Linked DNA regions of Homo sapiens: region 2 is linked to region 1. A link is an interaction called in ENCODE POLR2A ChIA-PET data of the cell type or tissue named here. Cell type or tissue: MCF 10A. All regions are shown on one strand. Links, peaks and the distances in the headings refer to the core of each region. The heading gives the core; the rest is flanking DNA.

Region 1 (4,399 bases), core at 244-4,243:
CTCCAGCCTGGGCGACAGAGGGAGACCCTTACTCAAAAAAATTTAAAAAGGTATAGAACCCATGTCACCTCTAGTGTAGCCTTCCGTGTCTCTTACCCATGCCTGTCTCCACTCCCGGAGACTCTTGCTGCATGAGATGAGAGTCCTAAGAAGGTAAGAGAGGGGTGGGGTTCGTATGGGTTCTCGTTTCTAATGAGAAGAAGAGAGGATGGGTACAGTGCTAGAAAGGAAGTGATTTCACATATGAAATTGGGCTGCCTAGTTTTGAATTCCTAGTCTGCTGCTTACTGTGTGACCTTGGACAACTAACTGAACATCTCTGCACTTAGCATCTTCCTCTGTCAGTTGGAGATAATGGTAGTACCTGTTTCACAGAGTTATTGTGAGGGTTAAAGAAAATAATATATGTAAAGTACAATATAATGGCTAAGAACATGCACTCCAGGCCAGGCGCTGTGGCTCACGCCTGTAATCCCAGCACTTTGGGAGGCCTAGAGTTAGAAGTCAGGATCCTCGTGACCCTTTGCCAGGGGAACCGTGACTGGTGGGGGCCCCCCAGGGTGCTTCTGGTATCTTGTTTCTTGATCTAATTTGGTGGTTACATGGGTGTACGTTTCATTGTGAATATTCAGCTCTATGCTTATAATTTATGTATTTTTATCTATGTATGTTAAACTTCAATTTAAAAATTGCATTAGATCAGAAGTCTTGAGAATTTAGGAAATGATAGGTCACTTTTTTCTACATGGCAGATCGACTTAGAATTAAAGATTTCATACTTAAAAACAAGGGGGACGGGTGTTCACTACAAGCTGCAAAATTAACCAGTCTTGCTTCTGATCTTAAATTGTGTCTTCAGAGAAGCAAAGAACTATGAAGAGCTACAGATAAGCACCTTGGGCAACATACTTTGAAGTAATCATTAGTTTTCATTTATCCTGCCACTTCACATACACTGTGACAGATTACATGGGCTACATATAAAGTTATATGTAAAAGTGTAATTTGGAGTTTGTGGAATCAGTCTTTTTAACTTTCCTCAGAGTGATACATTGTCATCTTGCAGACCAGATCTGGTGGTTTTAAAGTTTGATTGAAGATAAAGTTTCATGTGATCCAACTGTGAGATGTTAAGAGGCAAGTTTGAAGGTGCTTGAATGAGCATTAGTTGTAATTGATGCTTGTTGCTTTGACTGCGTGTTGGTTTGCTTGATGCTGTTTTAGTAACTTAGTGAGTTTCATCTTTAAATGGGATTTGTGTTACTTAGTCTGCATTGTGCCAAGACTGATAATTGAAAACCGTACACTTTCACAGAACATTGCTTCATAGCTCTTCCCTTTTCTGCTATTTTTATATCACATGAATCATTGCACATTTAAGCCATCTGCAAGGCCTGAATGGAATGAGATAAAAAGCTGCCATCACTTAAATTGACACTTGAAAAGCTGTTATTCATTTGGAGTTTATTCCTGATTATCCTTTATATTTTAAAGTTTCAAACTTCATTTCAAGATGGTTGCCAACATCTCTGAGCCAGAAGTATCTCTGATTCACAGCTTCTTTTAGCCTGAAAGTCAAAGGGAGGGGATGCATCCTGTCACCTAGAAGAATCTGTTGGGGACTCACTTCTATCTCATTTGAGAGAATAAGAACAGCAAGTTCCACTCCTGTTTTAAAAGTATGTTGGTTTAATCAGCTCAGCAAGCCATCGGGTTTGGCATGCACTTCATAGGGAATAGTAAAAACACAAGGCTCTTCGATTGCCAGATGAATACTTCAAAATTGCATGCCTAGAATGTGTCACACCTGTTAGATACTTATCAAAAATTTTCTCAACATAACTTTTTTGAGGATTTAGTGAAAAAAATAATTAGATAAATGCATGCTGGGATGTTGCAAAAGAGATTCATGATTAAAAATGCATATTCAGCCGGGTGTGATGGTGCGTACCTGTAGTGCCAGCCATTCGGGAGGCTGAGGTGGGAGGATCACTTGAACCCAGGAGGTTGAGGCTGCAGTGAGTTTTGATCTCGCTATTATACTTCAGCCTGGGGGACAGAGTGAGACACTGTCTCAATTGAAAAAAATAATAATAAAATAAAAATAAATAAATGCATGTCCACCCTTTGCAAGAGGCCTGGAGTGGGATCGCGCCCTCTGTGGAGTGGGTCGCCACCTCTGTCACGGTCCTCAAACCCTGCCACCGCCCTGGCCTAGGAGCCTGCCCCACCGCAGCGGCCGGCAACGCAGCAATCTGCCGGCGGTGGTCGCGGCCCCCGGGCCCTCTCACGGCAACCAGCTGCGGGCCTCCCGGGGCAAAAGCCCATGGGCCACCACCATGGCCCTCAAGATGGTGAAGGGCATCATCGACTGCATGTTCGACAAGAACCTGCAGGACTTGGTCCGCGGCTTCTAAAACCACAAGGAGGATGAGATTGAAGAAGAATGGGGATAGTGACCACCAAGCATCTGTCTTCATTGAAGGATGCCCATGCAGCCCTTGGGCAGTGGAAGCCTTAGAAAGTCTTCTACCTGAATGACTGCCTGACTGCCTGCCTGCCTCCCTGCGTGGACAGCAAAGGCTGGCCTGAAGGAGAGCAGCTGTCTGATACCGCACCACTCCCAATACCAGAGGCTATGTCGGGCATGAGGTGCCAGGAGGGCAGGGAGGTTAAGGAATTTGCCTGCAGGCACCCAGTCACCCTCAGCCCATGTGCCTCTCCGTGGGAACCTGAGTTCTTGCCTTATTGTTACACTTTTCCAGAAGTGGTGTGACTTCGCCTGCCTCTGGCCTAATGAGATCATTTTTGTTCATCTCCATCCCCTTTCCCTTGGTTTTCAGCATATCAGAAGCTCTCCCTAACTGCTTTGGTGACAATGTGTAACTAACTTATGTACTCTTCAGATTCTTTTGAGTTGAAGGCATAGCTGATTGGCCTGGATTTTATTTTACTGAGCGTGATTCACCAGATTGGAAATGTGGTTTGCTTCCTGGGAGGACTTTTTCTGCACAGGCAGGATCTCCCAGTGCCCGTCCCTGCCCGCTTCAGCGCATGTCACTGAGCAGCCTGTTCTGGCATCCTGAGGACGGGCCACGGGGTCTGTCCAGCAGAGGACCATGCATTGTAGTCTAGGGTGTGGTTTTCAGGGGGGTGTGCCTGTCTTCACTGGGAAGCCCCTGAGCCTGGATTTCTTCCTTTGGAATTGGTGTGAGTTGATAGTGCCTTCCTTACAGGCATGGGCCCATTCAAGCGGGTATTGGTGGTGGAAACATTTTTAGAGTAGTGTGGGGCCGTCCTTGAAAGTTCCAGGCTTCCTTGTGGGCCCTGCTATTGGCCAATCAGTGATTCCATGCAGGACACGTGGTGTCTGGGGGCCCTGGCTTTCTCATCAGAAGACCATCTTTATGGCCCGGAAGGTCATTATTCAGGTGTTCACTTCTGATTCCGGATGTTCTCTGCAGCTGCTGGAGTTTCCTGATTGGAGAACAGCAAATGACTGTTCAATGACCATTCTAGTGGTCACCCCCTCCACGCTGTGCCCCCCCAAACTCGCTTTTGAAAAGCAGCTACCCTGTAGACCTCATGTTGTAGGTTTTTCCCACCCACCACACCCAAAATGCAGACTCTTGGCGTGTGCTTTTTCTGCAGCAGTATAGTTTCAAAAAAAAGTTTTTATTTTGTAATATATTTTCACTTAAAACTTGAGTGTGGCATCATGGAAACAAGGCTTAGCAATGATTTTAAAAGCCACGTGGAAAGGCAGCGTGATTGAGTGGAAATCAGATGAAGTTTGGGAGATCTGAGTCCAGGTGCTCCGACTGGCTTAATGGGGTGGCCCACGGAGAGCTCCCTGTTCTGTCTCCTCCTGTGTAACATGGGAACATGGGATGAGTTGCCTCCCTCCTTGTGGAATGGTGCTGAGGATGCTGCAGCAAAAACGTGGTTTTCTGGAAGCACCAGAGTGCTCAAAGAGGTTGTTTAGTTCACTGTTTTCCGGTCCTCAGGCTGTGACCTCTTAGTGGGTTGTAAATTCAATTTACCGGGTTATGGTAGTTAAGAAAAAGGAAAACAAACTAGAAAATAACAGAGTGCAGGCACATACAGTAGCTGTCCTGTCTTGAAACTTTGATTTCTGCATGTGATTCTTGTGTGCATGTGTGAGCGTATTGGGTTACCATGCACAACCCATTAAAATGAGTGCAAAAAGTAAAAAATTAAAAAATAAATAAATAAATAAATGCATACCCACACTCATTTATACTCTTTAACTGTGGGTATGTGCAAATCTTGCATTTTTATGCTAATTAGCAGATGAGTCAGGGTCTCTAAAGCCTTTTCCAACAGTTAGATTCTCTCAATGCAGTTTGCTCTGGGCTGCAGAAGGTTGGGTTCCCCT
Region 2 (4,399 bases), core at 132-4,131, 110 kb before region 1:
GCCACCTTTTGCCTATCAGTGGGTAGCAAGAGACTTTGAAATAAGCCCATTTGAGTCCTGGACAACAAGGGATAAAGTGGAGCGTATTCACATCACAGACATGACCTTGTCTCACCTGCCCAGCTTAGAAGACCTTGGTATTCAGGCAACACCACTGGAACTCAAGGCCATTGAGGTGCTGCGGCTTCATCACACTTACTGCTGGCTGTCTGCTGAAATTGAGGATGTGAAGCTGGCCAAGACCGTCAACATTTAGTGCCTCCCGAGCAACTCTTGGTTTTGGTGTCTTTTGGGTCAGCCCGTGTGGTTTGAGCACCCAGCCAGGTGGTCTCTTTAGAGAATCCTGTACACAGTGAATAAGATCCCACCATTAAAACATTTGAGGTTAAAAAGAAAAAAAAAGAATGAGTGTCGAGTAATAAAAGACTCTTCAAAGAATTTGAAAAAATGAATCTCTTATCAGTGTAATTTTAATATAGTTATTTACAGTATGGTATGGGGAGTGTTGGTGACTTAAGATTTAGGGCATGAGCCATGTAACTAGAGAGGAAAGTTGTGTATAAAAACTGATTATGGACATGTAAAAGAGTCTAAGTAACACTTTATGGAAAGTCAAGATTTATTTTTCTTTTTTTCTTTTATTTAGAAAACAGGCTATCTCAGTTTCAGGCTTGGAAGTTCTTTCTCCTCTTTTGTACTAGAAATGTAGTAATCTTGCCTTCAGAAGAAGCAGAGAGGTTCTATGTAGAGAAAAAGAAAAGGTTTGGGTGAGGCCAAGAAGAATACCTGCCCCACCTCTCCAAGTTTAAATGAGCTGGGAGTTTAAGGTGGGAGGAGAGAAAACGTTCGTCTGCGGAAAGCATGCGTTCAGTGTGAAAGAAAAGGAAAAGTGATTCTATTTCTACCCTAAGAGGAAGAAACCCCACTATGGCAGGTAACTAAGCCCAGAGCACGCACAGTGGGAATATTAGGTAGGGAGAGTGAAAGTACCTGCATGGGGCCTACCTTGAATGTGAGACTTGTAGACCTTACTTGGAGATTTTATAAGCAGGAAGGAGCTGTTTCAGCATGTCTGAGGGGGAGCCAAAACCCTGAGGCAGCTGGAAGGTGGTTTTTGTTTGCTTTTTATTTTGTTTTGTGTTTTCTTTAATGAGTGGGAAGGAGTGGAATATTCCTCAAAACCTGTTACCGTTTGAGAATGTTTTGTGCACCTACTGTGTGCTAGGTACTATGCAAAAGACTCCATGGCCAAAAATGGATGAGCCAAGACGAGATGTTAGGTCTCCACTGAGGAAGATGTGCAGAGGAGAAGTGGTTTGCTATAGGAATACTTGGAGAAGTAGCCCACAGAGGTGGTCAATGCCATGTTACAAACACCAGTCCCCACAGAGAAAGGAGAGCTCACTCACAGCTGGGGTTTGCTTTTGGATTTGAACATGGAGAAAGGGGTCGGGGAAGCAAGGAACACGTATGGGCATTGACATTGGCATTAGAATATGGGGGATAATTACGTGATTTTCTGAATAAAAACCATTAGGACAGGTGATTTGATAATACTTGTTCACCACTGGGCATAATGAATGAAAACTCGCCTGGCATATAGGAAGTACTTAATAAATGTTTGAACTGAATTAAAATTAGAAAACATGGTCACCAGGAACATGGCAGACAGTTTACGTAGTTATATCATTACAACACCTCTGAAAGGAGTATTAAACCTATTTTTTGGTAGAGGAAACAGAAGCCTGGACAGGTTGGAAACTTTCCCCAGGCCATAATGATAGTACTTGTAGATCTAGAATTGAAACCCAAGCCGTGCACCTTAGCCCGTCTGCGTGGTGAGTAAAGTGTCTGTACCATGCTACGAGCTCATGATCCACTTGACTCCTTCAGAAGCCAGGCTATGTTGATGTGAACTAGGGCAGTAGTAATAAAAAAGATGAAAAGCCTATTCAGTTTTATATCTTAAGTTTTCCTGTGTTTTGAAATCTTGCAAGATTAAGAATTATTAGTGGTGAAATGACGTAAAGAATAGTGGTGTCAAGCACACATTGTGAGAAAGGAATGTGGGCTCTGAGCAGGTTCTGTGTGTGTGCTTGGCTTCTGCAAGGGGCTCCACAATTGGGGCAGAGGGAAAGCTTGGCTCACTTGCCTTGATCTTAGAGGGCAGAGATTTTTGATTGCTTCATTCATGTTTAAAGAACTCATCTTAAACTAATGTATATCTAGCACTAGAAACTGGTGCTGGTGGTTTATTACTGACCCCACCCATCCCTGTCTTTTGCAATAATCTTTGTGAGTGGTGATTGTGTTTCTAGAAGTAGAATTGCAGAGAGAGATTCCCTGAAGGCAAATACAGAGAGAGTGTGCTGTACACTCTAGTTCAGATACTCAGAGCTGGGAACTCCCAGAGAGAGAGAGAGAAAGAGAGAGAGAGAGAGGGAGGGACGGAGGGAGGGTGAGAGGGAGGAGAGAGAACAACAGAACAGTCAGCTGGAGCGGAGGGGGGAGGAGACCAGTCTTTTCTTTTTTTTTTTTTTAGGATTTTTTAACTCAAGTGATTTTGGGGGGTTTCTCCCCACCTCAAACTCTTGCCCCCCAGTTTTGGCATCTTCTTTCCTGTGGTTCACTGAAGTGCCTTTTTGCAGTCCAGGATCCACTGACCGCTGAGTTTGAGCAGCCCGATCTGACATGATGTACCTCTGGGTGAGTACAGAGTGCTGTGGGTGAGGGTTTGCACTTGCACATATAAGGAGTGGAAAGCTGCGAGGTTCTGCTGTTGCACAAATGGCCTCCCCACAGAGCACAGACTGCCACATCCCCTTCTGTTCCAAGGTGTTAGGTTTTTAAAACCTAGCGGTGATTGTGACATTGTTTTTTTTCCTCCCCCTATGTTGTTTATCTTGTCAGACTTAGGCGCAAGGGCTGAACTCCCTGCGCAGTACCATCCCCTGGGCTTGGTAGGTTTGGAGAAGGCAAGTGGGGCAGGTGAAGTTGTGAGCTGGTTGCTTCAGGAACTGCAGTCTTCCTGGTGGCTCAGGATCGACTTGTGTTTTGTTTTGGGGGTACTGACCTTGTTAAGCCATGTCTTTAGATATTGAGAGCCAATAGGCGGCATGATTATTAATTAGGAATAAGCTTTCATAAGCTTTTATCTAATAATTTTTACTATCCTTCACAATAGTCTTGTGAAATAGGTCACTCACTACTGTTATTAAAATTGTGTGAGGAAAGTAATTAAGCCACAAAGAGTGACTTGCCCGTAGTTAGAAATCAAGTCTATAGCAGTTAGAATAGTAATTAATAATGAGACATTATAAAGCATTTTATATTTGCCAGGAATGTAGTACCTTCTATTACTGTAATTTACCGTCAATAGTAGCATTGTAGTTTGGGATGGAGAGAAACTTTCTGGGACTGGAGAAGTTTGTAAATTATGAAATGTGATAACTTTTAGAGAAATGTCAGGGGAAATAATAGAGAAACTGCTCCCCCAAGCCGCCTGCAATTTTTAGTTGTTAAGACAAGAACATCTTACAGTCCGTTGCAAAGATGGCAGTATGTCTCTTGAGCAAACAGCTGTTGTGTGTTGCTAAGGGAGCCTACTAGATGTGATGCTCTTGGCTACTAACCAGCTTTTTGAAAGTTTCCCTTTGCCCTTTGCCCTTCAGCCCAGATGTCTGGAATTGCAGGAACCTACTTGGCTAACACAGGCTAAATTTATAAATTATCAGAAAGCAAATGTTAACTGCGTTTGCAGAGATGGAGCTTGTTCACAGAAGATGTATATGTATGTGTGTATGTTCGGAGGGGCTGCTTTTCGTGCTTCTCCCTTCATGTTTAAATATGACCTTGAAATATTATTTTCTCTTCTCTATTGATTTTTTTTGTAGTATTTGTAAGAGCTCAGAACTTTTCTGACACACTAATGTGCATTAAGTAGTTTTCGCCTCCCTGTAAACTAGTCATCTGTGCAGGCTCTTTGCAGCCTTGTGGGTGGGATTGATCAGCCCTGTTGACCTGAAGGATGGGCTGTTCTGTCTTTTGATTTGTTTGGAAGAGGAGTTATGAAAGGAAGCAAGTTGAATTAATCTCATTTTCACTCACTTATGTTTGATGAAAGCAGACAGTGACAGTCTCCTTAGTTATTTCCTTTGTGCTTATGTTACAGTTACTTGTGTATTTATCTCAATTTTTTTTTTTACTTATTAACCCTGGAACAGAGCTTCCCTACCAATGCTACATGCCAGATTGAGATAGAAATATGCCAAGATTACTATACCCCACAACCCTTGGAGCAGCCAGCTGGGGCTTGGGAGTCCCCTGGTCACTTTGATCATGTGCACCCTAATTTGTTTACCACTTTGTGCTATAAAAATATTTCCTATGTATGCCATGA

The links. Peaks named below come from ENCODE experiments on the same cell type or tissue, not always from the same donor. Only the 100,000 strongest peaks of a DNase experiment are listed, where the experiment ranks them.
Region 2: POLR2A ChIA-PET joins it to region 1 with 6 read pairs; 2 of 35 experiments call an interaction of 5 or more read pairs at or near these places.

The regions. Positions count from the first base shown.
Region 1 is chr22:35,782,693-35,787,091 of GRCh38, reverse strand. All of the region lies in intron 3 of RBFOX2 (RNA binding fox-1 homolog 2), which reads left to right. Among named protein-coding and RNA genes, the nearest start is that of APOL5, 67 kb to the right of the region's middle. In MCF 10A, for the core only: no CTCF peak of the experiment used is centred there; a DNase peak (open chromatin) is centred at 2,711.
Region 2 is chr22:35,893,120-35,897,518 of GRCh38, reverse strand. All of the region lies in intron 2 of RBFOX2 (RNA binding fox-1 homolog 2), which reads left to right. It also overlaps the pseudogene NDUFA9P1. Among named protein-coding and RNA genes, the nearest start is that of RBFOX2, 130 kb to the left of the region's middle. In MCF 10A, for the core only: no CTCF peak of the experiment used is centred there; a DNase peak (open chromatin) is centred at 2,348.